Linked DNA regions of Mus musculus: regions 2, 3, 4 and 5 are each linked to region 1. A link is a loop called in an ENCODE intact Hi-C map of the cell type or tissue named here. Cell type or tissue: heart. All regions are shown on one strand. Each heading gives the region's core, and the rest is flanking DNA. Links, peaks and the distances in the headings are about the cores only. Region 1 holds the start of Erap1 (endoplasmic reticulum aminopeptidase 1). Region 2 has its middle 47 kb from the start of Cast. Region 3 overlaps Cast (calpastatin). Region 4 holds the start of Cast (calpastatin). Region 5 has its middle 110 kb from the start of Pcsk1.

What was found. Peaks named below come from ENCODE experiments on the same cell type or tissue, not always from the same donor. Only the 100,000 strongest peaks of a DNase experiment are listed, where the experiment ranks them.
Region 2: it touches region 1 in a loop (7-fold over the local background); 40 of 42 quality-filtered maps call a loop at or near these places.
Region 3: a loop joins it to region 1, with 15 times the contacts of the local background. A loop is called at or near these places in 6 of 42 quality-filtered maps.
Region 4: it touches region 1 in a loop (2.2-fold over the local background); 6 of 42 quality-filtered maps call a loop at or near these places.
Region 5: a loop joins it to region 1, with 8 times the contacts of the local background. A loop is called at or near these places in 8 of 42 quality-filtered maps.

The regions. Positions count from the first base shown.
Region 1 is chr13:74,635,900-74,642,022 of GRCm38, reverse strand. It overlaps Erap1 (endoplasmic reticulum aminopeptidase 1), which reads right to left and starts at 2,170. Exons shown (of 19, transcript NM_030711.5): 1 at 2,130-2,170. In heart, for the core only: CTCF peaks have their summits at 1,191 (motif pointing left) and 2,968 (motif pointing left); DNase peaks (open chromatin) are centred at 1,852 and 2,142; H3K4me3 peaks cover 1,701 bases; H3K27ac peaks cover 1,578 bases.
Region 2 is chr13:74,851,981-74,858,103 of GRCm38, reverse strand. No RefSeq gene overlaps it. Among named protein-coding and RNA genes, the nearest start is that of Cast, 47 kb to the right of the region's middle. In heart, for the core only: a CTCF peak has its summit at 3,536 (motif pointing right); a DNase peak (open chromatin) is centred at 3,603.
Region 3 is chr13:74,765,738-74,771,860 of GRCm38, reverse strand. All of the region lies in intron 3 of Cast (calpastatin), which reads left to right. It also overlaps the pseudogene Gm6296. Among named protein-coding and RNA genes, the nearest start is that of Cast, 39 kb to the left of the region's middle. In heart, for the core only: no CTCF peak of the experiment used is centred there; no DNase peak of the experiment used is centred there; H3K4me3 peaks cover 757 bases; H3K27ac peaks cover 599 bases.
Region 4 is chr13:74,805,071-74,811,193 of GRCm38, reverse strand. It overlaps Cast (calpastatin), which reads left to right and starts at 3,234. Exons shown (of 31, transcript NM_009817.4): 1 at 3,234-3,375. The coding sequence starts at 3,346. In heart, for the core only: no CTCF peak of the experiment used is centred there; DNase peaks (open chromatin) are centred at 2,473 and 3,193; H3K4me3 peaks cover 1,724 bases; H3K27ac peaks cover 1,725 bases.
Region 5 is chr13:75,201,330-75,207,452 of GRCm38, reverse strand. No RefSeq gene overlaps it. Among named protein-coding and RNA genes, the nearest start is that of Pcsk1, 110 kb to the right of the region's middle. In heart, for the core only: a CTCF peak has its summit at 2,814 (motif pointing right); no DNase peak of the experiment used is centred there.

The DNA.
Region 1 (6,123 bases), core at 1,095-5,094:
GAAGTTGGGGTAGGAGAGAGAACAGTTATTAAGAAAGACTACAAGAATGTCTAGAATGAATATCAAATAGGGATCAGTGTCTTTTATTGAACTAGAAAAGCCTAGAAGTACAATTGTTAAATATTAGAACTTGACAATAGCTCTGCTATATTACCTCAACCTTCATTTTGTAGCTCTTAACCTTAACTTGACCTATTATTGTTCCTTGCCCTGGTAAAACCAATTTGTTATTGTGCTGTGTCAGGAACCTCATGGACTTTAGAGATCCCCTAGGCTAGATAGCCTAAACGTTGCAAAGGTTGTAAATGCGCCTGTTTGTTTTTTCCCATATAAAAACTGCTTCTGGGGACTGTCTGAAGTCACAGTTCTGGATCCTGACTCCTCACTGAATCCTTTAGTAAAATCAGTCTTGGAGTGTTCGTTCAATAAACCAACCATACCTGAATGGAACTGGTGTCTCAGTGGTACCTGGAACACAATAACTTGAAAAGGAAGAAAGAATTGTGGGTTCATTTATTAACATGTAAAACTTTGATGTCTGAAAGAAGACTCCCAAATAAAATTTCTAGGAGGACTCTTAGCACAGATATAATAATGTCATACCACTCCAGGCTTTGTTTTAAGTTTAAGAACGTTGTAAAATACTTTCCTTTTTCATGTGATGAAACTGAAGTTATCCTCTGTTAAGTTAGGCTCTATCACCTAACTTAGCTCAAGCCAGAGAGTCTGCTGCCATTTTAGAAATCTTATTTAAGCTGTATGTGGAGATTCTGACTCCTCATGGTCCTCAGGGAAGTTAAAGGTAATTGTTTGGATGATTTCCCACTTGTATTAGGACTGAATGTAAAACAATCTCAGCAACACATAAGCTTTCAAACAGCCCCCAGGATAATCCAACTTCTGTTAACATGCACTGAAAATGGCTCGTCACTTCTAACAAAGTATTTCAATGCAGAATTAAAACTATGTAAATATACTAGAATTTTCCTCTTGGGGCCACCTTAAAAAGCTGCTGATTCAAGGTACATTTCCAAATCTGATCAGGAAAGGGGTGGAGGGGGCTGGTGAGATGGCTCAGTGGGTAAGAGCACCAGACTGCTCTTCTGAAGGTCCGGAGTTCAAATCCCAGCAACCACATGGTGGCTCACAACCATCCGTAACAAGATCTGATGCCCTCTTCTGGTGTGTCTGAAGACAGCTACAGTGTACTTACATATAATAAATAAATCTAAAAAAAAAAAAAAAAAAAAAAAAAAAAAAACCTATGGCAGGAAAGGGGTGGAGGTGGGAGCTTTGACAACTGTGGCCAATTTTAAAAAGGTTTTAAATTATTGACCATATATGGAGCTGACAGGAATTCTGGCTTTCTAAAGAAAACACAGTTTGTCTTTCCAAACCCGGGTTACCCAAAGAACCATCAATAAAAGTTTAAACAAAGTGTGTTCTCTTGGTCCTTCCCTTCCTCTTAGGAAATTAACCATTCTAGCAACATAACAGAAAAGGCACTCATTTTGCTCAAACAAGTTCAAATAAAGCTTTCTCTATAATGGCCTCATGTAGCCTTGGGGGGCGGGATCCAGATAGTGATCAGGAGCGGGAGGGGGAGGGAGAGGGGAGCGGGAGAGGGAGGGGGAGAGGGACCGAGTTGGGAGTGGGGCCCGGTTTGCAGGGAGTACAGGCGGAAGAGAGGGAGCCTTCCGGACACTCTGTGCCCTCCCCAGCGCTTCTTCGCTTTCTCTGGGAATACTCTCAAGGTGTTCTCCACAGGCCGCTCCCTAGGTCCGCCCAGTCCTCCCTGGTCGCCATTAGGCTTTAGTGGGATGGACCGCTGGCCAGTCTCCAGCAGCTAGGCGGCTCGTGGTCAGCTCCTGCCAGTGACTCACTCGAGCCAGCGAGTACGCCGGCCCGGCAGCCTCGGCTTTCTCCGGGCCGGGCCGGCCAGCAGCGCCCTGCCGGGGCTTCACGCTCCTCGGCGTGCTCAGACTCCTGCTCCCGATCCTCCGCGCCCGTCCTGCGCACTTGAGCCCGGGCCTCCACCGGGGTCGGTTAGCCAGAGCCCACCCTCAGCTGCCCACAGCCCTGTACCGTGCGGGCCCAGTCCTCCACCGGGCCAGGCCGAGACTCCTCACCTTCATCACAGCCGCCAGTCTGGCCGCCCGGGACCGAAAGTGAAAGTGAAGGTGGACCGGCAGGGCACGTGGGGCTGAGGGTGAAGTGAACCTGCTAAGGCGCTAAAAGAGAGCAAGCCTAAGGGATCTAGCCAGGGCTTCGGGAACTCAAAGTTAGGGACCCTGATAGGGAATGCATTCTCCAGGACTGGCAGAGCACCAGGCAGGGAGGCGCACCCATCAAAACGTGGACTTTTTTCTCCTCCACATCTCGTGGTGTATTTGTTTTGTTTGCTAACTTCACTAACGGAAGAAATGCAGCAATGTGCAAAGGTAGTGCTCAAAATGGCATTGGCCTGCCAACTTGGAAGGACACCTATTGGATGCAGATGTTTTCATCTGAGAGCCCTGCCCCACCCCCAAAAGATTCAACCTGGGAAGTCAAATTCTGAGTGCTCTGGGGATTTTCTGTTCAGTGTAGGTACCTTATATGCTGGGGGGGGGGGGGGGGAGATTAGAGGTGGCCCCCAGAACTTCCCTACCCCTAATAAGGAAAAGACACTACACTACAGAGGATTGCTATTTATTTATTTATTTTTGGTTTTTCAACACAGGATTTCTCTGTGCAGCCCTAGCTGTCTTGAAACAGCCCTAGCTGTAGATCAGTCTGACCTCGTACTTGCCGATCCGCCTGGAGAGCCGGGATCAAAGGCGTGTGCTACCGCTGCCAGGCAAGGTTAGATGGCTTAGTGGTTAAGAACCCGCTGCTCTTTCAGAGTTCATTTGTTCAATTCCCAAGAAACTATAGGGTGGCTCACGACCATCTAGAAAGGAATCTGATGCCCTCTTCTGGCAGGTAGGTGAACATGCAGCACTCCTACATTTAAATAAATAAATTTAAAGCCAGTTTTACACAGAAGTAATCAAACACACATTCTAGTTCCTGTCCAAATATTATCCTGGCTGTTCCCCAGTTTGCTTAGGCCTAGTTCTCAGTGTCCTGCCCTTTGAGAACTTGGCATCCAAGCCTCTGAGCATTATTTCTCAACACTGTTTTCAATGCTTGTTTTTGCAAAAACTATGTACCACCAGGGACATTTTTTTTTCTTACAAAGGAAAACATTTAATTGGGGGCTGGGTTACAGTTTCAGAGGTTTAGTCCATTATCAGCATGGTGAGAAGTATGGAATGGTGCAGGCAGACTTGTGCTGGAGGAACCAAGCGTTATATTTGATCCGAATGTAGCCAGAAGAATACTCAGATTCTACACTGTTCAGAGCTTGAGCATTGGTTAGCTCAAAGCCCAACTCCACAGTGATGGACTTCCTCTAACAAGGCCACACCTCTTCATAGTGCCACTCCCTATGGGCCAAGCATAGAAACACATCAGTCTATGAGGGCTAAACTTATTCAAACTAGCACATTTATGCACAACATAAACTAGGCCTGATTAAGGTGGATAATATAATATCCTTTCTCCCACCCCAAGAGATAAAGCATCATATATAGTCCAGCCTGGACTGAATTCATGGGCTACCTACTTCAGCCTTCAGAGTAGTTGGTACTGTGGTATATACCAACCACTACATCCTGAAATCTTTGTGTCCTTGTGGCCTACCAACAACTAAACTACTAAAATACATAGTGCATCTATGGAACAGTACTAAAAATAAAACCCAGCTCCCTGTAATTTTCAGTCACCTTTTAAGAAACTGAGCCAAGCAATCCTAAAAATCGCATTCTTAGCAGCTACTTGTGGCATATGTCTTTTGGGTAGCATATGCCTCTAATCTCAGCCTGGAGGGGAGGAAAACCACCATGAATTCTAGTCTCAAAACAAAACAAAATACTTGAGCAGCAATAAAGCTCTGAGCTTGAATAACATCAGCTGATGGTATGTGGTAGACAACAGGTCCTTACTAGTCCTTTAATGTGATTTGCTGCACATCCCTGTGATGATGGCTGGTAGGGGAGGGCCTAGAAGATCAGCCAAATTCCAAAAGGGGCTAAATCTTAAAGAAGATGCAAATGGGAACTACAGAAATAGCTCAGAGATTAAGAGTACTGACTGCGTCTCTAAAGGACTCCAGTTCAACTCTTAGCATCCACATGGCAGCTCACAGGGAGACTCAAAAAAAAAACTGTGGCCAGGAGGTGTTGGTGCACACCTTTAATCCCAGCACTTGGGAGGCAGAGGCAGGTAGATCTCTGAGTTTGAGACCAGCCTGGTCTGTAGAGCCAGCGAGTTCTAGGACTGCCAAGGCTACACACAGAGAATCCCTGCCTCAAAAGACCAAAAACAACAACAACAACAACTGATTTGACTGTGCGATGGTGGCTCATGCCTTTAATGCTAGCACACAACAAGCAGAGAAAAGCAAGTCTCCATGAGTCCCAAACCAGCCTGGTCTACATAGAGAGTGTTCCAGGATAGCCTAGGCTACATACTATTCAGCCCCACAATATTTCTAATTATTTACTTCTTTAATGTTTATGCAGCTGAGACTGAACCTGGAATCTTGTGTGTGCTAAGCCCACACTTTACTACTTCCTACATTGCAGCTGTCCATCATTTATATCAGTGCCTGAGACTCCCAATTTGGGGGTCCTCTACAAACATCTGTAGATACGGCAAGTAGTTCCATTTCTAGATATAAAACAAAGACCTAGATTCTTTAGCCACACCTCCTACTTCTTGTTAAAGCCTGACTCTGTCAATCTGACTTTCTATCCTGTTGTTTTAGATTAGAAGCCTATGACAATTGAGAATGTGAATTGACCTACAGTATGGTTCCAGCTAGGTGTACTCCTGGAATTTTCTCTAGCATCTTCAAGTTTCGACTATTTTAAAGCACATGGGTTTTTTTTTGGGGGGGGGGTTGTTTGTTTGTTTGTTTTTTGGGGTTTTTTTATTTTTTGTTTGTTTTTTGTTGTTGTTTTTAAGATTTATTTATTTATTGAACATTTTAAATAGGATATTTTATTTATTTTTATTTCATATGTTATTCCCTTTCCCATTTCTCTGCAAACCCCTTATCACATCTTCCTTTACTCTGCTTCTATGAGGGTGCTCCCCCACCCACCCTCACCACCCTAGCTTTCCTCTACACTGGGGCATCAAGCCTTCACAGGACCAAGGGCCTCTCCTCCCACTGATGCCAGATAAGACCCCTTCAGCTCCTTCAGTCCTTCCCCTAATTCCTCCACTGAGGTTCCTGTGCTCAGTCGATGGTTAACTACTAGCATCCGCATCTGTATCGGTCAGGATCTGACAGCCTCTCAGGAGACAGCTGTATCAGGTTCCTGTTAGCAAGCACTTCTTATCATCCACAATAGTGTCTGGGTTTGGAGTGTGCATGAAGGATGGATTCCCCAGGCTGGATGGCCTTTCCTTTAGTCTCTGTCCACTGTTTGTCCTTGTATTTCCTTTAAACAGGAGCAATTCTGGGTTAAAATTTTAGAGATGGGTGGGTGGCCCTATCCCTCAACCAGGGGGGTCATGCCTAAACTTTGGATATGGTCTCAACAGGTTCTCCCTCCCCTTTGTGGGGTATTTCAGCTAATGTCATCACCTTGGGGTCCTAGGAGGCTCTTGCTTTCCTGGCATCTGGGACTTTCTGGTTGCTACCCCCAGCTCCCCAGCTCCCATTGCTACACACCTCTCTTCAATTTCCTGACCCTCTGTACATCTCCTGTATTTCCTGCCATACCTGATTCTTCCCCTATTTTCCCCTCCCTCTCCTCTCTTCCTGCCAAGACCCTCCCACCCTCTACTTCCCTTGATTATTTTGTTTCCCCTTCAAAGTAGAACTAAGCATCCACTCTTTGGTCTTCCTTCTTCTTCAGCTTCATGTGGTCTGTGAGTTGTATCATGGGTCATCTTTGTATATTTTTCCTTTGATGAATATGAAATGTCCTTCTGTCTTAGTCAGGTTTTCTATTCCTGCACAAACATCATGACCAAAATGCAGTTGGGGAGGAAAGGGTTTATTCAGCTTACACTTCCATACTGCTG
Region 2 (6,123 bases), core at 1,179-5,178, 220 kb before region 1:
AATGTAAATAAACAAAATAACCAATAAAAGATGAGGAAAAAATCTAAGGTGCAGAGAGCTTATCACATTGTACCATGAGAAGAAAGGAGCAGAGAGAAGATATTTCACTATCCAGGGACAAGTGATGTGATGTCACTGTGATGCAGAAATCTGAGAAATGTCATTAAAATTCTGGATACACAGAGTCTCTAATCCCAAGCAAACATTCAGATGGACTGTATACCCTTTGATTAAATGTCCTAGTTTCCTGTCATTCTCACAGGCATACTGATGCTTACCTTTCATGGACTATCTCCATGTGCTGTACAACAAGCTTTAGAATGCCCACTTTATACCTTTAAGAGACGAATAAGTACAGAGAGACATTAGTTTTCCAACACTCATGGATAATGATGGACAGAGTCAGAACTTGAATCTGGCTTTTGTGTTCTTCTAAAATGTTCACACTTTCCAATATTCCTTGCTTTTTTCCCTGTGTTTTAAGAAATACTCCAGCTTCATTATTTTAAATGTAAGTAGAAAAATCTCTTCTTCCATGAAGAAGAAATTGGTAGGATCACTCACTTCATCTTTAGCTAGAGCAGCAGGAGAATAAGCACAGCTAGAGTATCTCGTGCTTGGAGGCATACAGCTGTGTACCCTGACAGTGAGAAAATAGTGTTGTCAGAGGGCCCCAAAGAGACCTACTTTCCCATGAAGTAAAGCGTATATTTTATTAATAAGAAATGTTGTTTACAGGACTTTCATCGCTAGCTCTTCATTAACATTGTTTGGGACTCTGATTTTACTATTTTATCTAATTGTGAATTGGTACAAATTGTTGTTGTTGGTTTTTTTTTAATGATTATATATCTACTAGTACAGCTGTGCTTTCAAAAAGCTTTTGTAAGACCCACATAGAGCTGCAACAGGAGAAATTCAGAATTACCTAAAAAAATATTCAATATAAAGTTCCTTATATCATTTTTGGGACCAATCTTGTAGAGCCCTTTGTAGCACATTAAAAATAAACTATAACAAAAGTAAAAATAAAAATGAACTGGAGTAGGAGTTACACAGACACTCACAAAGTAGCAGTTCCTTATATGATTCTAGAAACATTTTTCTTCTTTGATGATTTTATAAATGTATTTAATACATTCTGGTCATTTTCAACTTCTATTGCTCTCTCTCTCATCCCTAACCCCATCTGGCTGAACAGACTCTTCCCAATAAGCTCCCCTCTAACTTGAATGATTTTGTTTGTTTTCTTTTATTTTTGTGAACAACTGAGTTTAATTAGAGCTCCTGGCATGAGCAAGCATAAGGAGTTATTCCCAAGAGCACAACAACTTCATAATGGCTGCACCACTAAAATGTAGATGTGCCTGGTTTTATTATGATCTTCCTTAAATTGGGATACGAAACCTATACATTGTATCTGTGGTTATTTTACTGTGGGTAGCCAGTCATTGTAGGATCTTGTCACAATTATCCCAAGCATTATTCTGTGTATTTATAATGCCATTACTATCATACATCACCTTCTCAAGGCATTCTTCTGTACTCTATTCTGTTTACTAGTCAGTTTCTACCCTGTACAATACAACACTGCCTTACCTAATACAATTTTATAGTTCATCTTGATCCCTGGTGAGTGACATACCCCATCTTGTTCTTCTCTTTCATAATTGTATAAGCTAGTCTCAGCTCTTTCCTTCATTCAAATATTAAAAATAAGCTTGTCAGGGTCAAAAAACTCAACTGAGGTTTTAATTTGAACTGCACTAGAGAAATTAATTTGAAGATGAATAATAGCTTTGCAATATTGATTTTTTTCTTATCCTTGGACATGATTTTATCTCTCCCTTTGTTTAGGTGTTCTCAAATGGCTTTCAATGAAATTTTGTACTTTCTTCATAATTGCATCTTCATAATGGCTTGACCTATTGCCAGGCACCTTGCATATTTATCACTATGCTTTCTACATTTTATCTTGAAATCCTTTCAGTCTTATGAGTTAGCCATAGCCTATTATTGTGTCTATATTATAATTAAACCAAGGTTCAGAAGGTCTCAGGATGTAGCCCAGTGTAGGCTCTTTGTTCAAACCTCAAAACTGGGATGGGAGGCAGGTTTGTGTAATGTGAGTTACTTTTCTGTCATCAGAGGCTTCTGAGAACTATGAGACACAAAGTGAGTGGTTTGAAAATCCAGTGCTCTTACAGTCCAGTTTATACTTTGTTTTTGGTGGTTTTCTTTAATGGCAACATTTTTCAGTGAAACCGACTAAAGTACAAATAAATGGCAGTAATAGCGTTTCTCTCTCTGATAAAAAAACACTAAAAACACTTTTTCCCAAATTTTATGTCTCTATATAAACTCAAGGAACTCTATTAAAATGTACAACTTAATCTCATAGGTCTGGGGTGGTGTTTGAAGGCATTTGGAGATTCTGAAATATGTCTCTAGCAATTTCTAAACTTTTTTACGTAATTTCATACTTTTTATTAGATTTGATACTATCCACTTTTCATTATTTAATAGTGTGCTTTCTTATTTAGATGTTATATATAAATCACAACCCTACCGGCTGATTATTTGATAATTAATGAGACAAAGGTACAAAATTACTAATAGTCACTGGTGGGAAGTGAAGTAAAACAGATGTGGCAGGGTCTATGAACTCACTTCAAGAACCATTCTAATAAGCAGAGAAGGTACACTAACGGTGTCCCACCAAAATGGCTGCCTACACATGACCTAAACATGATGAAAACAACAGTAGACATGGGAATGTATAAGGAGAAGCCTGAGGTTTCTCAGCCCCAAACAAAGAACTACAGGCAACTAGGGAATGGGAGAAATAATCTTCATCAAAGAAGAAAACAACAGGGTCTGGAGAGATGGCTCAGAGGTTAAGAACACTGACTGCTCTTCCAGAGGTCCTGAGTTCAATTCTCAGCAACCACATGGTGGCTTACAACCATCTTTAATGAGATCTGACACCCTCTTCTGGAGAATCTGAAGACAGCAACAGTATAGTTACATATAATTAATAAATTAAAAATCTTTTTTAAAAAAAGACAAAAAACAACAGTAAACATGCTAATGTATAAGGAGAAACTTCAGGCCTCTCACCCCCAAACAAAGAACTACAGAGCTTAACTATTGGTTCTCCAAATCCTAATGATCAACACTGAAGGTATACATACAAGTAACCCTATATGGACTGAGACTCAGTAGACTGTTATTTTGTATTTAGGAACACACACACACACACACACACACACACACACACACACCACCCATGCACACACCTCAACAACAGTTAAGCAAAAGAGACCATAAATTTCAAAGAGAACAAGGATGGGGAGGTGGAAGAAAGAAAAGCAAGAGAAATGATGCCATTATTCTATCATCTCAAAAAATTAGAAACAATTTTTTAAGTGTAGAGGAGAAAGAAGGAGGGGTTAGAAGGAGGAAGAGGAAGAAGCACAAGGAGGTGAAAGAGTAGCAGCAGCCCGAGCAGGAGCAGCAGCAGATTGATCGGGGAAATTCCACCAGGTGGCAGCAGAAGTTCTTTATTTTTATCCCCAATGACTTCCTGCTGCTCTTTGGATGCTGCTTTGTGGTTGGCTATTGGCAGATGACTGACTTGCTAGGTTAAGCCTGGGATAGAACTCAGGGCCCCACACTCTTTCTTGCTGTCCCCGGTAGTCCTGCCCACAAAAGCACTTTTGTTGACAGCAAATTTTCATTAGAAGCATCCAGCTGCCACAGAACTAGTTAAAGGTTGCCCCAGAAACCTTGTCTGGAGACTTGAAAAGGAAAGGGGAAAGTGAGATTCCCATGGCTTTCTTTCTTTCTTATCACGGTGATTATAACCTAGATGCTTAGCCATGAAAGGGAGGTACAATATGAAACATTTGGCTGGAGACAAGAATTGGAAACAAGCCGTTCATTGTGGGGTCAGGAGTGCTGCTCAAGAAAAGAAAACTGCAGTCCTATCCTAGATTCAGACAGCCAAGTTTGATGGAGAGGACTGTCAACTTTCCCCAGAGCCCAGCAACCCAGTCACAAATTCAGGGTTAGAGGTAGGGTTAGGAGTTAAGACTCAAGATACCCATCATCAGCTCACCCCAGAGCCCAGCAGTCCTGTCCAGAATTTGAGACACAGAAACTTCTTTCAGGGGACTATTAGATACACCCCAGAGCCCCAGTAGCCTTGCTCCCAGATTCAGGAAACCAATCCTGATGCAAAGGACCATAATTTTGTTCCAGAGCCCAGAATGGGTTTCCCCAGCGGCACCACATTGTCCTACTTCTCAGTTTTTCTTTTAATCGTAATTTTGATAGTGTGGATTTTAATCATAAAAAGAAACGCATCACTACTTACTCTTTCTTATCCTCAGGTAAGGTGATAACACTCCAGTAGCAGTAACATGGCTAATGAGTTCCCTGTGCTGTTTGGGACTAGTCTCCAGCATAAGCCTGTGTATGAGGAGGCTCCAGCACTGAACTTTGGTGTACTTGGCGACATTTAGCCCTTATCCTAAACTATGTCTTTTGTACTGATGTGTACACCCCAAGGCTGTCTCTGAAAGAGTACTAGCACAGTGTAGAGCAGTTTTTCCCAAAGCAGTGGTGTGGAAACAGTGGAACAGAAAAGTGTAGCACAGACCATGATTACTAATGCTGAGGGTGAGTTCATCTAGCTCCAGTGTTTGGGACTCAGGGAGACAGGCCCTTGAGGTTGAGGAGCCTGAAAAAGAGTATAGCTCTGAATAAAGAACCATAATATGAGTAGCAGTCTTATTGTTTAAAGGTTACCTGCTATTATGTGTTTTAGGAAAATTAGGGTACGTACCACTGTATTTCACTGCCCTCCATCAGGACAAGTGTCAGGGTTCACTCCTCAGTGTCCAGGTGTTTCATCTTCACCTGTATCTCCAGAAGATGTTCTTCTTAGCCTATAAGTTATTTTCCATTGACTCATGTCTTAGGAGATCTCCTCCCTAGTTCTGCCTACATTACAAAGTCCTCTGAAAGAGACAGACAGAGGAAGTTTCCAGGGGTAGGATCTCTGACCTCTTGTATTATCACCATCTCTCAAAGCCAGAGGATCCATCAGTGTTAATGGAGCTTGAACTCTGTTTCTGGTCAACTTGAGTATATCAGTATACTTAATCCTCACTACTGTTCTGTGAGATGATTCTTCTTCTTCTTCTTCTTCTTCTTCTTCTTCTTCTTCTTCTTCTTCTTCTTCTTCTTCTTCTTCTTCTTCTTCTTCTTCTCCTTCTCCTTCTCCTTCTCCTTCTCCTTCTCCTTCTCCTTCTCCTTCTCCTTCTCCTTCTCCTTCTCCTTCCCCTTCCTTCCCCTTCCCCTTCCCCTTCCCCTTCCCCTTCCCCTTCCCCTTCCCCTTCCCCTTCCCCTTCCCCTTCCCCTTCCCCTTCCCCTTCCCCTTCCCCTTCCCCTTCCCCTTCCCCTTCCCCTTCCTCCTCCTCCTCCTCCTCCTCCTTCCCCTTCCCCTTCCCCTTCCCCTTCCCCTTCCTCCTCCTCCTCCTCCTCCTCCTCCTCCTCCTTCTTCTTCTTTTGTTTTTTTCGAGACAGAGTTTCTCTGTGTAGCCCTGGCTGTCCTGGAACTCACTATGTAGACCAGGCTGGCCTTGAACTCAGAAATCTGCCTGCCTCTGCCTCCCAAGTGCTGAGATTAAAGGCATGTGCCACCACTCTCCAGCGAGGTTCTTCTTTATACATAAGTAAATAGCAGCATAGGAGGCCAAATCACTTCAAAATCATGTATCTACTAAGTGTACAATGGAATATGAGCATACATGTGAATACAGTTCTGGCCCCAATACATGAGCTTTTAAATATTAAAATACAATATTAGGAAGTATAACTTAATTATTTATGAGAAAAGTTACACTGTGTAAGATAACGTGAAAAATTTAAATCAAATCATCCAAAAACAGAGTTCTGACCCTAAGAAAGATGCAGCCTTTGTAATTCTGCTGTAGACCACATGATTCTGTTCTCCGGGTGTGAGGGCTTCAGTGTTAGCACACCCCAGAGTGTGGCCCCCTATCAGCTAGAGCTATAGGTATACTTCCTTGGCACTGCTTTGATAAAACTTCTCAT
Region 3 (6,123 bases), core at 1,445-5,444, 130 kb before region 1:
CTGCCTCCCAAGTGCTGGGACTAAAGGCGTGCGCCACCACGCCCGGTGACATGAAGTTTTTGATTCAGGAAGTCTGGGGTGAGGCTCATATCCTGCCTTTCTAAAATCTCCTGGCTGTTGGTGTTGCTGTGGTTAGGTGTTTAACTATCTCTGTCTTAGGTTACCTGTGTATCAATGGAGAATTTGACCAAAATGAAGATTCTCAGTCTTGAGGCTACAGAATTGGTTCTCTGGGGTGGACCAAGGTCTAGTACTTAAGTATTGAATAGGCACTCACTACTTATAGTGAAAACACCATATGATCACTCAGTTCGAGGACAACACTCAGAGAGGATGACAGCCACAGCAGTGGCTGGTGAGGGAGTCATCCTTGCCTATTTCTGAGAATGGGAGCCCCTTTCTTCCTGGTCTGCAAGCTAAGAATTGCTGTAAAGTTTATCCCTATCTCTGTAGTTACTATTCTGACTCATCTGGGGTGCAGAAGGGTGGGAACCCCTTTCATCCTGTCTATTGCCAGGAGCCAGAGTATTTTTAAATATGAATACTTAATGGCTTATTGGAGTATGGCTCAACTAAGTTACTCTGTGATTTTTGTCGGGAGAAAAGTCATTGTTAGTGTCACTCTGTAACTTGGCTTTCTTCTAAAAAAGTATTGCCATTCCCTTATTTAATTGTCAACCTAGAATAGCAACATAAATTTCTGAATTTACATACGTATTAGATGGTTTCAAATTTATTCTTTGAAGTTTTCAATAATGAAAATAATTGAGTACAATTCATATTGTGTTAAACTGTTCTTTTTTTAAAAATCCAATATGCAGTTTTAGAGATGTTTAGAATCTGGCATTACACTGCCATCTTTCATTAACTTCATGGCTTCAAAGGGTTATTTAGGGCGTGTACTGGAGAAGGGGGCTATTCATTGCTGTTACTTTGTTAGTCACAAAGTGACATCCTGGAGCAGTGGGCCTGCCCTCCTTTGCTGCTTACAGTACACAGCGTGTGTCCTGTATTACAGAATACAGAGAAGTTAACCAGTCTAGAAAAGTCAAGCACCACTAAGAAGCACCAGTAGGGAGCGTCAGGGAATCTCAGGCCGGGCGCCGCGGCAGGTTTCAGGTTTCAGGTTTCCGGTTTCAGGGCTGGCGGCAAGTGGAGGAGGGCGGGAGCCCTAGAGGACCTCGCCCCGCCTTGTGCGCCTAGTGCGTCACTCTGCGGATTCAGTTTAGACTGGGAACTGAAACAGCAGAGGTTGAGTTCGACCCGGAATGCAGTCGTCCCCTAAACCAAGCTGAGGCCAGTCGTCATACTCTGAGTGAGTACTGACTTGGGTTGCTTTGCTCCAAAGTCGTGCCTGCCTGTCACGGGCCCAGACCGTACCTGGGTTACAACCCCTTAGCCAATTCCAGGCTGAGGACACATTCTGTTACTGTTGTTATGACTGAAGTTGGCATTTCTTTCTAAGTTTGAAGGAGATTAATCCCCACCCTTCCTGTCCATAGCACTCTTAATGATCTTTTAGCTGGAAAATTCTCTGTTGATCGGACGAGAAGGATTACAAAACTGAGTTTTCGTCCCCTGAACTTCATGTTGAAAAAACAGCAGCAGCCGTTTAATGATTTGGCTTGACTCTTTCTGATCTTTAGTTTTAGATGCATCCCCCCCCCCCCCACCCAGCCCTCTTGCGCTGAAGGCTTGTAGGCTCCGCCCCCCACTCCCCCACCCCTCGCCGCCCCCACCAAGTCCCGAGTCCATGACTTGTGTTTCAGAGAATGAGCTCACTGTGTATGACCTTTCTGTGTACCTGACACATCCTGGGTGTGGTGGGGCAAGTGTTGTAACATGTTTTAGCTATGTTTCCCTGAAGACAACCTGAGACCGTGGCAAGATAACATCATTAATAGAAACTTTACCTCTTTCAAGAACATGGTATCTTATCAGAGACTTCAGGATGTCTTCTGTCGTGTTAGGGCCCCCATTCTCCAGTTGTTTATACACAGGAAGTTCATTATTCCCACTGTGTATAAATGAAGCAGAAATTTTATTTTATTTATTTTTATTAGATATTTTCTTTATATACATTTCAAATGCTATCCCGAAAGTTCCCTATACCCTTCCTCTGCCCTGCTCCCCTACCCACCCATTCCTGCTTCTTGGCCCTGGCATATACCTGTATTGGGGCATATAAAGTTTGCAGTACCAAGGGGCCTCTCTTCTGCTACATAAAAGCAGAAAATTTATGCACCCTCCACATTCAATGATAGTTGGGATCTAAGAAGTCTTTTTTTTTTTTAGTATAATCAAATACTATTTTTATTAGATATTTTCTTTATTTACATTTCAAATGCTATCGCCTTTTCTAGTTTCCTCTCCGAAAATCCCCTATTCCCTCCCCCCCTCCCCAACCCACCCACTCCTGCTTCCTAGCCCTGGCATTCCCCTATATTGGGGCATAGAGCCTTCACAGGAACAAGGGCCTCTCCTCCCATTGATAGCCTACTAGCCCATCCTCTGCTACATATGCAGTTAGAGCTACGAGTCCCACCATGTGTTTTCTTTGATTGGTGGTTTAGTCCCATGGAGCTCTGGAGATACTGGTTAGTTCATATTGTTGTTCCTCCTAGGGGGCTGCAGACCCCATGAGCTCCTTGGGTCCTTTCTCTAGCTCCTTCATTGGGGACCCTGTGCTCCGTCCAATGGATGACTGTGAGCATCCACTTCTATAATTGCCAGGCACTGGCAGAGCCTCACAGGAGACAGCTATATAAGGCTCTTCCACCCTACCAGTGAGAGGGAACTCAGCAACTCTGGAAACTTCCTGCCTGTCAAGATTTTCTTCTAGAGGAAATTTCTGCCTTGCAGGGTAGCTCCATAAGGAACAGCATGCACCACTCAAAGGTGGAAAATGCATTCCCTGACCAATAGTTGGTAGTTTGGCTTTCTGCTCTTTGATGCTGCTGAGGAAGCATCGCTGAAGGCTCTCATAACCCTGCCGTCATGTCTAAGTCAGAGTCTTCTAAGGAGCGTGAAGAGCTGCGGGAGGTCTGAACTTTGAAACAACCGATGAGAGTCGAAGAGCCATTTAGAGCAATGGGGAGCACTAACCGACTGTGTGGGAATGAGAGATCCAAACACCAAGAGATCCAGGTGCTTTGGGTTTGTCACATACACCACTGTGGAAGAAGTGGATGCTGCCATGAATGCAAGACCACACAAGGTGGATGGAAGAGTTGTGGAACCCAAGAGAGCTGTTTCAAGAGAAGATTCTCAGATACCAGGTGCCCACTTAACTGTGAAAAAGATCCTTGTTGGCGGTATTAAAGAAGACACCAAAGAACATCACCTACGAGATTATTTTGAGCAGTATGGGAAAATTGAAGTGATAGAAATTATGACTGACAGAGGCAGTGGGAAAAAGAGGGGCTTTGCTTTTGTTACCTTTGATGACCATGACTCTGTGGATAAGATTGTTATTCAGAAATACCATACTGTGAATGGCCACAACTGTGAAGTAAGAAAAGCTCTGTCGAAGCAAGAGATGGCTAGTGCTTCATCGAGCCAGAGAGGTCGCAGTGGTTCTGGAAACTTGGGTGGTGGTTGTGGAGGTGGTTTTGGTGGCCATGACAATTTTGGTCGAGGAGGGAACTTCAGTGGTCGTGGTGGCTTTGGTGGCAGCCGTGGTGGTGGTGGATATGGTGGCAGTGGGGATGGCTATAATGGATTTGGCAATGATGGAAGCAATTTTGGAGGTGGTGGAAGCTACAATGATTTTGGCAATTACAACAATCAGTCTTCAAATTTTGGACCAAAGAAGGGAGGAAACTTTGGAGGCAGGAGCTCTGACACTTATGGTGGTGGAGGCCAGTACTTTGCTAAACCATGGAACCAAGGTGGCTATGGAGGTTCCAGCAGCAGCAGTAGCTATGGCAGTGGCAGGAGGTTCTAATTATGTACAGCCAGGAAACAAAGCTTAGCAGGAGAGGAGAGCCAGAGAAGTTACAGGGAAGCTACAGGTTACAAGAGATTTGTGAACTCAGCCAAGCACAGTGGTGGCAGGGTCTAGCTGCTACAAAGAAGACATGTTTTAGACAATACTCATGTGTGTGGGCAAAAACTCCAGGACTGTATTTGTGACTAATTGTATAACAGGTTATTTTAGTTTCTGTTCTGTGGAGGGTGTAAAGCGTTCCAACAAAAGGTTTTACTGTAGACCTTTTTCAACCATGCTGTTGATTGCTAAATGTAATAGTCTGATCATGACACTGAATAAATGTGTCTTTTAAAAAAAAGTTGGTATTTTGCTCGTGGGAATGAATTTGACTTTTGTGCAATGATTTTCCAGTTACTCTGGAAATGAAAATGAGTATTAAATTTCACTGGGATGTGGTAAGCAGTGCCACTTGGGTTCTAAGAGGCATAAAGTGCTGAAATCAAGTGGCAAAGGCTAGCAAATTCACTTCAAACTAGAAAACTGGAATTAAAGACTGACGGAGAAGGAAGTAAGATGGCCATTAGGGTGAGAGGCTAAAGAAGGAAACTCTGTGTGTGTGTGTGTGTGTGTGTGTGTGTGTACCAAGCACAGCAAGGTGTAAAAAAAGGAGAGGGAAGCTCATGGATAGCTAGAATCAATTGCCCAGGAATCTCATGCATTTCCTACCTCTAATGATGCATTTGTTTCAGTTTAGTTTCTGAGTTTTTAGTATTTAGAATTGATAATAGTTATGTTTTATTGCCAATCCCTTTGAAATACTCTTTTAAGATTTAGATTTTTTAAATTGTGTGTCTGTCTGTCTGTCTGTCTCTCTCTCTCTCTCTCTCTCTCTCTCTCTGTGTGTGTGTGTGTGTGTGTGTGTGTGTGTGTGTGTGTGTGTGTGTGTGTAACCACAGATGGATTTACAAATGGTTGTATGCTGCCATATCTGGGAACACACCTGAACTCAGGTCCTTTTCAAGAGAATGGTACCTCTTCAGAGAGCTATCTTTCCAGTCCTTGCAATACTTTTAAAAACATAAAAAATAAAAATATATAGCTTTGAGCCTGGCCATGGCAGTGCATGCCTTTAATTTAATCACTTGGGAGACAGAGCCAGGCAGATCTCTTGTGAATTCAAACTCATCTGGTCTACTAGTGAGTTTCAGGACATCTAGAGCTATATAGTGATATCTAGTTTACAAAAAAATAAAAAAGTAAATAAAATGTAGTGTGGATGACCCCAGTGAACTAGAGTTTAGAAAGTTTGACTGTCTACTAAGGAAGCCTTTGTCTTCTCTCAAACAAGCACATATAAGGCAGATAGAGGAAGGCTGCTGTAGATTCAAGGCTATTCTGGCTTATATACAAGTTCTAAGCCAACCAAGGCTATATAGGTAGATTCTGTCTATAACAAATCTAATGTTTAGGCTTTTTGGTGCAGGAGATATTCGTATATTAGGAAATAACATCTGCTTTTATTGAGTTCACAGAGTTAATTGCATATAGTTTGCCTCTGTTTTGTACACTCCATGGTCACTGTATATGAATGGTAGAGAGACTTTCTTGTGGATATCAAGAGAGTGACGGATGTAGCTATGTCTCATAAAGGTCTTCTTAGACACATTGATCTGTGCTTTAGCGAACAGGTTTTCAGAGAATGTGGGTCCCAATTAACCATGACACACATCATTCAACTTCTTAGAATCAATTACGGCAGTGTTTCATGAACTGTGGACTAAAAAGTATCTGCATTAAATTCCCATGGGGTAAATTTTGTTAAACTTTCTCTTGAGAAACTTTTCAAGCCCCCTCTCTGGCTACCCAGTTAAGGTCACTGAGAAATCTAAAGCTCTAGATAAGTTCTTACACTTATTGAGAGTTTGATGACCACGGCTATGAGTATGAGAATGAGATTATAAAGACTGTAAGCATATCTGGCCTTCACCCCACAGCACAACATTAGCAGAATTAGAGTTCTGAGTCACATAGAAGGCAGTGTATGTAATGAACCAAGTTTCCTTACTATGTAGACACACTCTGTGATAGAGGGAAGTTTCTCATACAAGTGATTTAAATAACCAGCTTCAAGAATACCCTGAAGAGCGGCTGGGGGAAGCATGAGAGAGCACTGTTCTGCAGAGAAAATGGCA
Region 4 (6,123 bases), core at 1,269-5,268, 170 kb before region 1:
AGGGGGTCTTCACTCTTGCCTGAAGATGTTTCTTTTCCCGGGTTTCGGCACCAACTCTCGAGCGCGCCCCCAACTCGCCAGCAAGAACGACGCTGCAACAGGATCCTTCTGCACACGTTTATTCAGTCCTATTTCTTCTTGTTTATATCTCCCTTGTTTATATCTCCCTTGTTTATATCTCCCCCGAACCCTGGGCCTCTCACTCTTTTATACTCTCAGTTCCCATCCACGCACAGCAGGCCACGCCACCTCACCAGGCACGCAGCTTCAGCTAATCAGTGCAGCAGGGGCAAATCTCCACCAAATTGGATTCACCTGTATCCTGGTACACCTGCGCAGCACTCAAGATGTTTGTGTCTTATATGAGGAAGTCAGGTGCAAGTCATATGACTTAGCTGCAGTCCCTGGCGCCTTTGGGACTGCCGCCACACCCGCTCCCCACAAGAGAGGATGAAAGGATGTAAAAGATGAAGACTGTCTTGCAGAGGATCTCCACTCACTGGCATTATGCACATGATAAAGAACAGATCAGAGCAGTCTCTCTCCTGGGTTGACTATCAATCGCTCCACTAAGGCAAGATGTCCCTTGTCAGGACCCTACAGCATCCCTTGGAAGACCTCTGCATGACTGTGTGTTTTCTCTTTTGTTTATCTTGTTGCATTATACAATCTCTTAGCATAGGTCTCAGATACCTCCTTTAGCAAGAAAGTGCTGCTCCATTTTTTTTTTAAAGAATAAATAGTTGTAATATTCACAGACATTGCTACAGGAAATGCTGCCTCCATCTATGCAGGGATTATCCTAGATTCCTGCATGTGAAGACCTTCCTTCCATAGTTTCAGTAATTCTCAATTACAAAGCGAAATACTTCATCTTCTGACTTTAGCGTTTACTTGTGGCCATTAATGTGCTGGGAAGCAATGCTTGACTTACATGAATACTGAGTCAAGCAAAGCCTGAGAAATAGCATTGTTATATTTTATGAATTTTGATGAGCATGTCATGTGGCAAAATTGTAGTCAGTAAGTAATAACAGAGACCCTCAGCTTCAGCAGATAAGGAGATGAGAGTGTTCCCTTTATTTCCTGCAATGTCTCTACCTCTTCTCTTCCTGTCCACTCTGTACCAGCAGGCACTCCTTGTCTATAATCAACAACACTCATGAAACACCATATTCCTAAAGCACATTTGTCTTTATTTATGTATATTATGTATATTTATGTATATTATGTATCTGTATATTTCCCATTGCCACCCAAAAAAAATAACCAACTGAATCCAGATAACCTGAAAGTTCCTGGATACCAGAGGAGTCCCAGTTTTAATCTTTGCTTATCCTTTTCTCTACTATTCCTCCCTTTACATAGAAGAGTCTCAACAAATGCAAAATTAGCTGGTTTAAATTCAATTCTTAAATATTCTGTTGAAAAACATAAGACATTCTTTTCACTCTAACACTTCCCCCCATTCTGTACATAAATGATGCATACTACCAACCAATTTTTGCTAATGACAGTTTGTACACCAAAAATGTTCCAATTCTTTGTATGCATTCTTGCACTGCTGCCTGTCCTTTGGAATACTGGTGACATTGTACATATAGCACTTCAAGAAGAAATGCATATAATCCAAGAACATTGCTAATTCATTTGTGAGAAGTTGAGACATATCCCTAAAATTGAAGGGACACTGGACAACCATAATTCTATTTATCCAAGCTCCTTATAGCATGGCAAATCTTGTTATGCAACGTGGCTTCTTTCTTGTCAACTGTCTAAAATCGAGCTCTCTAGCATGTTGACAAAGCCTACAAATGGCAATGCTATTGTGGTGACACAGGCTTTTCTGTGGCTGGCACCAGCCAGCAATAAATAGCTGTAGGCTGACAGGCCCTTTGGATGAGCACTCAAAAGGTTTGTTAAATTTCACTTCCAGCCCCCAAACAGGAAGTACTGCATAAAATGAAGCCAAGGCAAAAACCAACCCAACCTCAGAAACATAGGCTCCAGAAAGGAAGATGACTTTAATACCTGTGATTCTCTGCTGATTTGCATTAGAGCAGGCAGGCTTCTGCTCGAAAACCCTTAGTACATTTACAGAATTGGCTACATAAATAATCAAACACAGGATATAACACACACACAAGTACACGAACACTGAGAGACCAATTTGTTTTCAAGATCTTCTCTCTTATTTGTAGTTCAGATTTAGGCTAGATTTGAATTAGTGACAGACTGCAAAGAAGTGTCTAATTCTTCAAATTCTTAGAAAAAGGGGTCTAGGCCACGCCCCAGTCCAGCTCTCTGGTTGCACAATCACTAGATTGGTCTGGACAACTCCACCCGGGAACTGCAATCTCCAGCTTCCCCTATTTGCGATTCACTGAGAACCCTGCAGCTTGGGGGCTAGTCTGGGGGAGGGTCTTGTTTTACAAACCCTGAGCAGACAGTGTTGAATTCAGCTCTGGGTTGCTGAGAAGTTGGGCTCTCTGCAGTGAGCCCAGGGCAGGAAGGGGAGGGCCTAACTGAGCTGGGCGAGGGCTCAGGGCTGGGTCGGAAAAGCTGCCTCACTGAGCTGTCCCGCTCCTCCTGTCCCGAGGTGGCTGCCCGCTCCTCCCTCCCCCCCGCAAACAATTTCGCTGCGTTTTCCCGGAAGCTGCGCCCGCAGCGGCTTCACCGAAAAATGTCCCAGCCCGGCCCGAAGCCTGCCGCCTCTCCCAGGCCCAGTCGCGGCGCGGCAGCTCGCCACACCCAGGAGGTGAGTCGTACTCCAGACTGAGCCGCGGGGCAAGCGGCAAAAGGCCTAAGTCCTGGAGTGTCCCGCCGCAGTCTCGGGGCGTTGCCCCTCTTTGCACCTTCCAGAGTGGGAAAGAGATCAGAACTCCATGCCTGCGGGCAAGCAGGTGGCTAAAGGCTCTCCGAATTGGGTAGTGGCAGGAGTTGGGTGGAGGGACTCCTGGAGCAAAGCGGGCTAGTGAGACCCAGGCAGTGAGCATGGGCATGGAGGCAGAATAAAGTTGACTTGGGACCTCCGGAGTGGGCTCCTGTGGCTGGGCAGAAGAGTTCTGACCTCCGTGTGAAGTCACCCCCGCGCCCCCAACCCTAGCCCTCCATTTAGGGAGTGGCAGCTGAAAAACTGACACACACCTCTTTCCTAATTAGCTTTGGGATGGGGCGGGACCACGCTAGCTTGGGCGGGCCCTGTCGCTCTTTCCCCTTGTGCCCTCCCACCCGGCAGCTGTGTCCTGTGCGGTGTCAGCCGGGTCCCAGCCAAGCAGAGTGTCATCGTGGTGCACGTTCTGCGTTCTCGAGAGGTTCCCAGCGGAGCAAGTCAGGGTTGTCGCGATGGCATTCGCAAGTTGGTGGTACAAGACGGTAAATAGAAGGGGCAAGGTCTGGGAAGGAAGTGTATTTACCTCGCTCCTCTAGGAAGTAGAGGAACCACGTCCAGAAGTTGGAGGGTCAAGGGCAGGGACCCGGTGAGACCTCCTTGAAGAACTTCTGATTAAGCTCGGGCAGAAGCAGAAGGCTCTACTTTCAGTGGTAATCCGGACTGGGCGCTCTGGGCGGTACAGTCTGGGCGGCGAGCTGCACCAAGCTCAGCTCGCGTTCCCAAATTGAATGGACAGCAATCCTTAGTTCCGCCCTTTGGAACACATACCTGGATAGGTAGACAAGAGGGAGGCACTGTAGCCCAGGTTTAGTTTTTCAACTGCTAAGTAAAGATAAAAAACTTACAAAGAAAAGAATGGTCAAGCAGTTTCAAACTCGAAAGAGGAGGGTGGAGAATGGGAAAGAAAAAAAAAACCATCAGGGAACAACTGATCAATTTTCAGGGGCGGGGGATGGGGAGAGAGAAATGAGTATAGCTCACTACTCTATATAACTTTATAAGAGGACAAACGTGTTCCTTTTGGTTAGTGCACTGAACGTCTGTCCTACCAAGTATGTTATACCCAATCAAGCTGGAACTTGTAATGTTTTGAAACCAGGAAGCATAGTTTTAGCATTACATTTTTTTAAAAAACCAACAAAAACAAAAGAGTTCACAAACCCTGTGGTTACAGAGAGTCATAAGTTGATTTATGGCGAGAATTTCAAAATCTTCCTTCCTCCCAGTAAGTGGTATGGAAAAAAGATGCAATAACCAGATAATCTTTGCAACTAGAAACCTGGGGTTAGAATTAGAAAGTAGGCATCGAGGACTGATTGATCATCTAGGTGTGCTAGCCTTCCGGTGCACTGTAGAGTTCTTAACTCAAGTGGCAATGATTTCAATGTGTCAGTCTTTGTAAATGTGTTTCCATATCTGTAAAATAGCAGATGTCTCCATAAGGACTAGATTCAGCAGGAGATGACATGCCACATACATGTTTTCAGTGATGTTTCTTTGGGAAAGTTCTTCCTCACACTTTTCTGTGCTATTTAAATGTATAGTTTTATTTATTTTATATATTTTATTGATTATTTTATTTATTTACATTTCAACTGTTATTCCCCCTTCCTGGTTTCCCCTCTGCAAACCCTCTATCCCATCCCCCCACCCCTGCGTCTATGAGGGAGCTCCACCACCCACACACCCACTCCTGCCTCACAGCCCTAAGGTTCCCCTACACTGGGGCATCCGTCCTCTACAGGAACAAGGGCCTCTCCTCCCATTGATGCCAGACAAGACTGTCGTGTGCTACATATTCAGCTGGAGCCCTGGGTCCCTCCATGTGTACTCTTTGGTGGTGGTTTAGTCCTAGGGAGCTGGGGGGGGGGGGCTCTGGTTGGTTGATATTGTTGTTCTTCCTGTATATAGTTTTATTAATGTGCTAAGAGCAAAGGTTTGCTTTGAGTCATGATTGTTCCAGAATTCTTATCAAGATGCACTCATTAAATTATCGGCAAATATGGGTGGCAGATGTTCAACTAACATCAGATTCCTCTGTCCAAGCTTGGCACTGTCTAAAGGAAATTGTGCCAGGTTACTTAGACGCTAGCTTAAATCTTCGCTTTTAGTACCCTCTGAACCATGTTAGACACTTCGATGTTTCTGCTGCAGTAGCCATTATAAGCCAGTTTGGGGATTATTATTTAAGATTTCTGTTTGGTGCTAACTTTCTATAATTTTCAGCATGCCTGGGATCAAGCTTTGACTTTTCCCCAGGAGAAATGTACTGTGAGACCCAAAGGGCTTTAAAAAAATTTTTTTAACAGTCGCATTAACAAAAATATTTTAAGAAATCAAGTTAATGTTAGTAGAATTGTTCTTCACTGGCTCTGTCCTAGGTGACATTCAAGCATGTAATCATGTGCTAAAAATAACGAGTCACCTCTTTGTTTGTGTTAATTACTCAAAAACCTGGCTGTGCTATGCATGTATACTCACAGTACCTCACAATTCACACTTCCCACATTGCAGAGCTTTCACTTGCCACTGTGGCTAGTGGAATAGCATCAGGTAGGAAAAAAGCTCTAAGGGGCTTGTTCCTAACCTTCTTTTTTGTTTGTTTGTTTGTTTGTTTGTTTGTGTTTTTTACAGCTTATCTGTAAGTGATCATAGATTATTTTGAGAATGAAATGTAGTACTTTCAAAAATATACATATATAATTTGCCTCTTCAAGGTATGCAAAGTCTGTACAAATCTCTCTCCAATGGTTCACACAGCCAACTTTTAATATATATATCTATATATAAATATATATCTATATATAATATATCTATATATAGATATATGTGTGTATGTATGTGTGCATATATGCCCTATATTCTGTGTATATATAAAATATGTGTACATATTTTTATATGTGCAATTTGTATATGAGTAGTTTGTTTGTTTATGTGCCTATGAATAAAGGTTTGCAGTTGAACCCTTTTATCACATCAATCAAAAACGATTTTTTAAAAATTGAATCTTTACTGAACATGTATCAATTACTTTTGTCATTATTTCCAAAATAGTATAATATAAAACTGTTGATATGCCTTAATATTGTATATCATAAAGCACACAGGGACAGTGAGAAAGTTAGATGCAAACATGCTATTTTATTTTGTTTGTTTGTTTGTTTGTATTTTATAGCTTATCTATAAGTGATCACACATCATTTTGAGAATGAAATGTAGTACTTTCTCTC
Region 5 (6,123 bases), core at 1,065-5,064, 570 kb before region 1:
ATGTTACTTGACCTTTCTCCCTTACTGCTTTTAATATTCTATCTTTATTTAATGCATTTGTTGTTCTGATTATTATGTGTCGGGAGGAATTTCTTTTCTGGTCCAGTCTATTTGGAGTTCTGTAGGCTTCTTGTATGATCATGGGCATCTCTTTTTTTATGTTTGGGAAGTTTTCTTCTATTATTTTGTTGAAGATATTAGCTGGCCCTTTAAGTTGAAAATCTTCATTCTCATCAATTCCTATTATCCGTAGGTTTGGTCTTCTCATTGTGTCCTGCATTACCTGGATGTTTTGAGTTAGGATCCTTTTGCATTTTGTATTTTCTTTGACTGTTGTGTCGATGTTCTCTATGGAATCTTCTGCACCTGAGATTCTCTCTTCCATTTCTTGTATTCTGTTGCTGATGCTCGCATCTATGGTTCCAGATCTCTTTCCTAGGGTTTCTATCTCCAGCGTTGCCTCGCTTTGGGTTTTCTTTATTGTGTCTACTTCCCCTTTTAGTTCTAGTATGGTTTTGTTCATTTCCATCACCTGTTTGGATGTGTTTTCCTGTTTTTCTTTAATGATTTCTACCTGTTTGGCTGTGTTTTCCTGCTTTTCTTTAAGGGCCTGTAACTCTTTAGCAGTGCTCTCCTGTAATTCTTTAAGTGACTTATGAAAGTCCTTCTTGATGTCCTCTATCATCATCATGAGAAATGTTTTTAAATCTGGGTCTAGATTTTCGGTTGTGTTGGGGTGCCCAGGACTAGGTGGGGTGGGAGTGCTGCGTTCTGATGATGGTGAGTGGTCTTGATTTCTGTTAGTAGGATTCTTACGTTTGCCTTTCGCCATCTGGTAATCTCTGAAGCTAGCTGTTTTAGTTGTCACTGTTAAGAGCTTGTTCTTCAGGTGACTCTGTTAGCCTCTATAAGCAGACCTGGAGGGTAGCACTCTCCTTAGTTTCAGTGGGCAGAGTATTCTCTGCAGGCAAGCTCTCTTCTTGCAGGGCAGGTACCCAGATATCTGGTGTTCGAACCAGACTCCTGGCAGAAGTTGTGTTCCACTCACTAGAGGTCTTAGGATCTCGTGTGGAATCCTGTGTGGGCCCTTGCGGGTGTCAGGCGACTCTGCTGGCAAGGTAGCCCGGGGCTCGAGTGGAGTGGAAGGGGTTTGTGCCCCAGATCAAGCCCGGGTAGCCTGCTTCCCTATGTACCGCAGTCTCAGGTTCCGTGCGATTGGATTGGGGCAGGCGCTGTGTTCCACTCACCAGAGGTCTTAGGATCCCGTGGGGAGTCCCGTGTGGGCCCTTGCGGGTGTTGGGCAAGACTCTGCTGGCAAGGTAGCCCGGGGCTCGAGTCGAGCGGAAGGGGCTTGTGCCCCAGATCAGGCCCGGGTAGCCTGCTTCCCTATGTACTGCAGTCTCAGGTTCCGCGCGATTGGATTGGGGCAGGCGCTGTGTTCCACTCACCAGAGGTCTTAGGATCCCGTGGGGAGTCCCGTGTGGGCCCTTGCGGGTGTTGGGCAAGAAACCAGTGGTTTTCAACCTGTGGGCAGCAATACCTTTGGAGGAACATCGAACAACCCTTTCACAAGGTTGCATATTGGATAAATCCTGCATATCAGATATATACATTACAATTCATATTAGTAGCAATGTCATAGTTATTAAGTAGCAATGAAAATAATTTTATGTTTGAGGGTCACATGAAGAGCTGCATAAAATGCTTGTAGCATTAAGGAGGTTGAGAACAACTGATACAGTGTTTCTGTTGAGTTAGTATGTCTAAGAGGTGTTGGGATGGGGACACATAGGTGATTCTCTGAGAGTCTGGCCTCTAGCCAATATTTAAGTGTGTCAAGTGAATTGATAAAAAAAAAATGGAACACTTGACAGCTTCTCCCTGTTGAACTTGATATTTCAGTGATGGAATACCTCTACAAAAGATGTGAGGCAGGAAAAATTTATATAAACCCATGTTTTCAGAGAGCACTATAGTTTCAGAGGTACCTATCATTCAGAGGTACCTATCACTGTGGCTGGGAAGCAGAGAAAATGTTTTTTTTCCCTTGCCCCCTCTTCTCTTATCCAGACCACCAAACTGAAATGCTGCTATTCAAGTTGGTTCTTCCCTCTTAGTTAATCCTTTCTGAAAGCATTGCTATAGGCACACCCAGAGATTTCTTAGTTTTTTTCATTCCAGTCAAGCTGACAAGATGAACCTTTACATCATCAAAGTGACTTTTTTCTCATATAAAAATATATATAGAATTTGAGTGTTGATCTCATTTCTGCTCCAGGGCCAAATAGAATTATCAATCAGGTTGGTAAGAAGCAAATCTAGATGTTAGCTTTACTGTGAGAGCAAGCAGGAAGCAGCAAAGCAAGTGCTGTTAAATAGCTCAAAGTAGTATAAAGTAATCAGACAACAGGCTGAGTAATTATTCTGACAAATGGAAAATGAAGTAAGGATTAACACACACACACACACACACACACACACACAGAGAGAGAGAGAGAGAGAGAGAGAGAGAGAGAGAGAGAGAGAGAGTTTTCCTTTGTGTCTTTGGTTCTTTTTTTTTTTTTCCTCTTAAGTTTGTGGGGCATGGTAGCTTCACCTGCTTCTGAAGGTTATATTCTTTCCTGGGATAAATGGCTAACACACAGAAGCCCTCAACATATGAAAAGAAGCAGAGATACCATGTGTTGTCAGTGCAAAATGTAGTTTTCAAGCTGAATCACATTGGAGATTCCACTAATTTGGCTCTTTCATTGCCATCCACATAAATAAGGCTGAAAAATCAGTTCCAGGATTTAATAGCTCACAGACACAAGGTGTCAGCATTTCAACACAAATGGTAATGCACACCCTGGCTTGATCAGTTTATGTGTATGAAAGAGGCAAGGAGATGAAATTCGTTTTGTGTTTTAAAGTTTCCTTCTACTCCAATTTAGAACTTGGACCCCTCCTGTTTGTTTAGATTTAACAAGGCTGATTGCTAATGCTGTGGGAGGTGGCACCTCACAGCACCCGAGGCCTTTTTAGTCTCACTGGCCCTGGCAGCTTCAGCAAGCTTCACTCATCTCCAGATTTGCATAAATTTCTTCTTCTCCCAAAGAGTCTCTTCACCCAGTGTCCTTAATCTTAAATTGGTTAATAACTGTACGGGATGATCTCCAGGGCTGTACCATCTTATTGATAAAAATCTATCAAGAAAGCAAGCTCTGGGCTGTATTGAGTATATATGTTGGTTCTGTGAGTATTGGGGAATTTGGCATTGAATAGTTCTATTGCATATATATGCCCTATCTTTAAAATTCACATTCAGATGCCATTCTTTACTCTGAGAACGCATATGTTTCAATATTTCTTAGGTTCTATTATATTTTTCCAATCAATATAAAAATACATACAATAAAGTTTACTCCTGTCAGTGACAAAGGAATAGACTTGTATAAAACCCCTGTAGTTAGAGTTAAAATTCATCACCTCAAAATGCTCCTTTGTGTTAAGCCTGTAGAAAATGCTACCCCATATCCCAGTTTCTGGTAGTAACTCACAGTCCTCATTATGTAAAGGAAATTATACAATATATCTGATTCCCTAGCATAATGAGTTTGAGACTCATCTGTGTTGTTTCATATTCAGTTGTTGTTTTAATTGCCAGATAGGATTCCTTCCCATCCATAGTCTGTTTTTCCAGTCACCAGTTGAAAGATGCTTAGATTATATCTAGATTTTGGATATTAATAAATATACTAATATACATCAGTACATATTTGAATATAATGCACATTAAGTAAACTAATATAAACATCCACATGCAGGCTTTTCTTTGTGATCTTGTTTTCATTTCTCCTGAGAAAATACTTTGGTAGAGTTAACAAGTCCAGAGAAGTTTGCATTTGCCATGGCTTCATCATTCTCTTCCAAACCCTTCTGACTCTCACAGACTGAATAAACACATAGAATCTAGATTCTTGTCCACTGAGAATATTCATGTCAAATATGTTTAAAACAAGATATTTAGTCCTTTCTCTAACTCTTCCACTGGGGACCCCATGCTAAGTCCAAACATCCACCTCTGTGTCTGTCAGGCACTGGCAGAGCCTCTCAGGAGACAGCTATATCAGGCTCCTGTCAGCAAACACTTGTTAGTATCCACAATAGTGTCTGGTTTTTAGTAACTATATATGGAATCGATCCCCAGGTGTGGCAGTCTCTGGATGGCCTTTCCTGAGAATGCCAGGACAGGGAAGCAGGAGTAGGTGGGTTGGTGCGCATGGGAAGGGGGGATGGAATAGGGGTTTTTCGGAGGGGAAATGAGGAAAGGGGATAACATTTTGAAATGCAAATAAAGAAAATATCTATTAAAAAAAGACAAAATATTCACTATGAGAGTCAGACCTTCTGTGATAAATTAAAAAAAAAAAAAAAGTGAGACAAAGAGAAAGGATGGATGTGTTTGCTCCAGGATCTTTAGTCACCTGGCCACAGCTAAATGCCTAGTCTTTTGATATGGCATGGCATTTTTCAGGACTCCCAATTTAAATTTCTTAGCATTTGGCATTTAGTGATATTAGTGCAATGATACAAAGAATAAGAAGGACTTGAATTGACAATATGTGATTTTCCGCTTCTTTTCATCTACTGCAATCCAGAAACAACACACTATAGTTTTTTTCCACTTACCATTTACTCTATTATTTGAGCCAGGAATTTCGTTACAATCAAATATATTCAAGGCCAAGAAGATATTGTCACAGAAAACCATTCAATAAATACTCAAGGAAATGAATTATTGAACAAATATGTGCATATAAATTTTAAATAATCTGTATAGATCTCGTGTTAGAGAGTGGAAGAACATTCATTCACTATTCATTCTGGTGATTAAGTTTGTTTTTTTGTTTTGTTTTGTTTTGTTTTTGTCTTTTGTTTTTTGTTTTTTGTTTTTTGTTTGTTTGTTTGCTTGTTTTGTTTTGCCTCAGGAATTCTGGTTTCAGGTAACCAGAACAGATGATGGGGTGTGTTCCATAACATGTAGTCTTATGGGGCTATGTGGCAGTGGGCTCACTTAGTCTGGAATAAGCTTGGTGAAACCTATGGATGCTGGTTGGCCTACAAGGGAGATATAAAGGCAGAAAAGCAAAGAACAGATGGAGAGTAAGAGGCATCATCCAGGCAAAGGGAGCAGGATGTGTAAGCTATAGGGGAGTGTGGTATATTCAAAACAGACAAATGGAGCAGTGTGTGTAAACAAGGGAAGATTGTGCTGTGTTATTACAAACAGCTGGAAAACTCAAGAAGGCCTGTAGCAGGGTGAGGAAGGTTATGTGACAATAAGGCTCCAAAGGATGCAGAAGCCACATTCTATGTCTTCAAAAGCCAGGCTATGGATCTGAGACGTTATTCCAGTGGCAATCACAGGCAATTTTAATTTTTTAAATAGGAAACAACACAATTAACTTTTTCTTTGAAAATAAGATTTTGGTTCCTGTGGCAGACTCCATTAATATATAATTCAGCATACCCAAACTTAGGTGCTTACAACAAACCCATTCTTGCAGTTTCTGAGAGGCATGAGTCCACACACAGTTTAGGGAGTAATATTGGCTTGGCACTCACAAAGCTGTAACTGAGAAGCTGTCTAGACCTGCATCACCTCTGAAGGTCCCTTATCCATGTTCACTTATGGCTAATGGCAGCATCCAGGTTTTGTGGATTGAGAACTTCAGTTACTTGATAGCTGTCCTGGAGGCTTTACTAAGTTTATTTGTATATCTGTTTCTCACCATCTGAAAAAAAAATGACACCTAGCTTTCCTCAAAGCAAGTAAACAAGGAAGTGATAGACTGAGATGAAAGCCAAAGATTGTTTGTGGTAGCTTATTTTAGAAGTTTTACTGTATCAGAAATTAGAGACATTTGAGAGGCTGCCACCATGCAGGCTATTAAAAAGAAAAATGAAGTTTGAACTTGGGTGATGGCACTAAAAATTTTTAAATGCTAATAATATTCTTTTATTAAAACATAGGAGTGATATTTAGAAGAATAGAAGTATGACGGTTGGATGAATATGGGAGATAAAGAAATGAGGGGTTTTCTGGAAGAATCCAGATTTCAGATGGCAGCCCTACTCAGT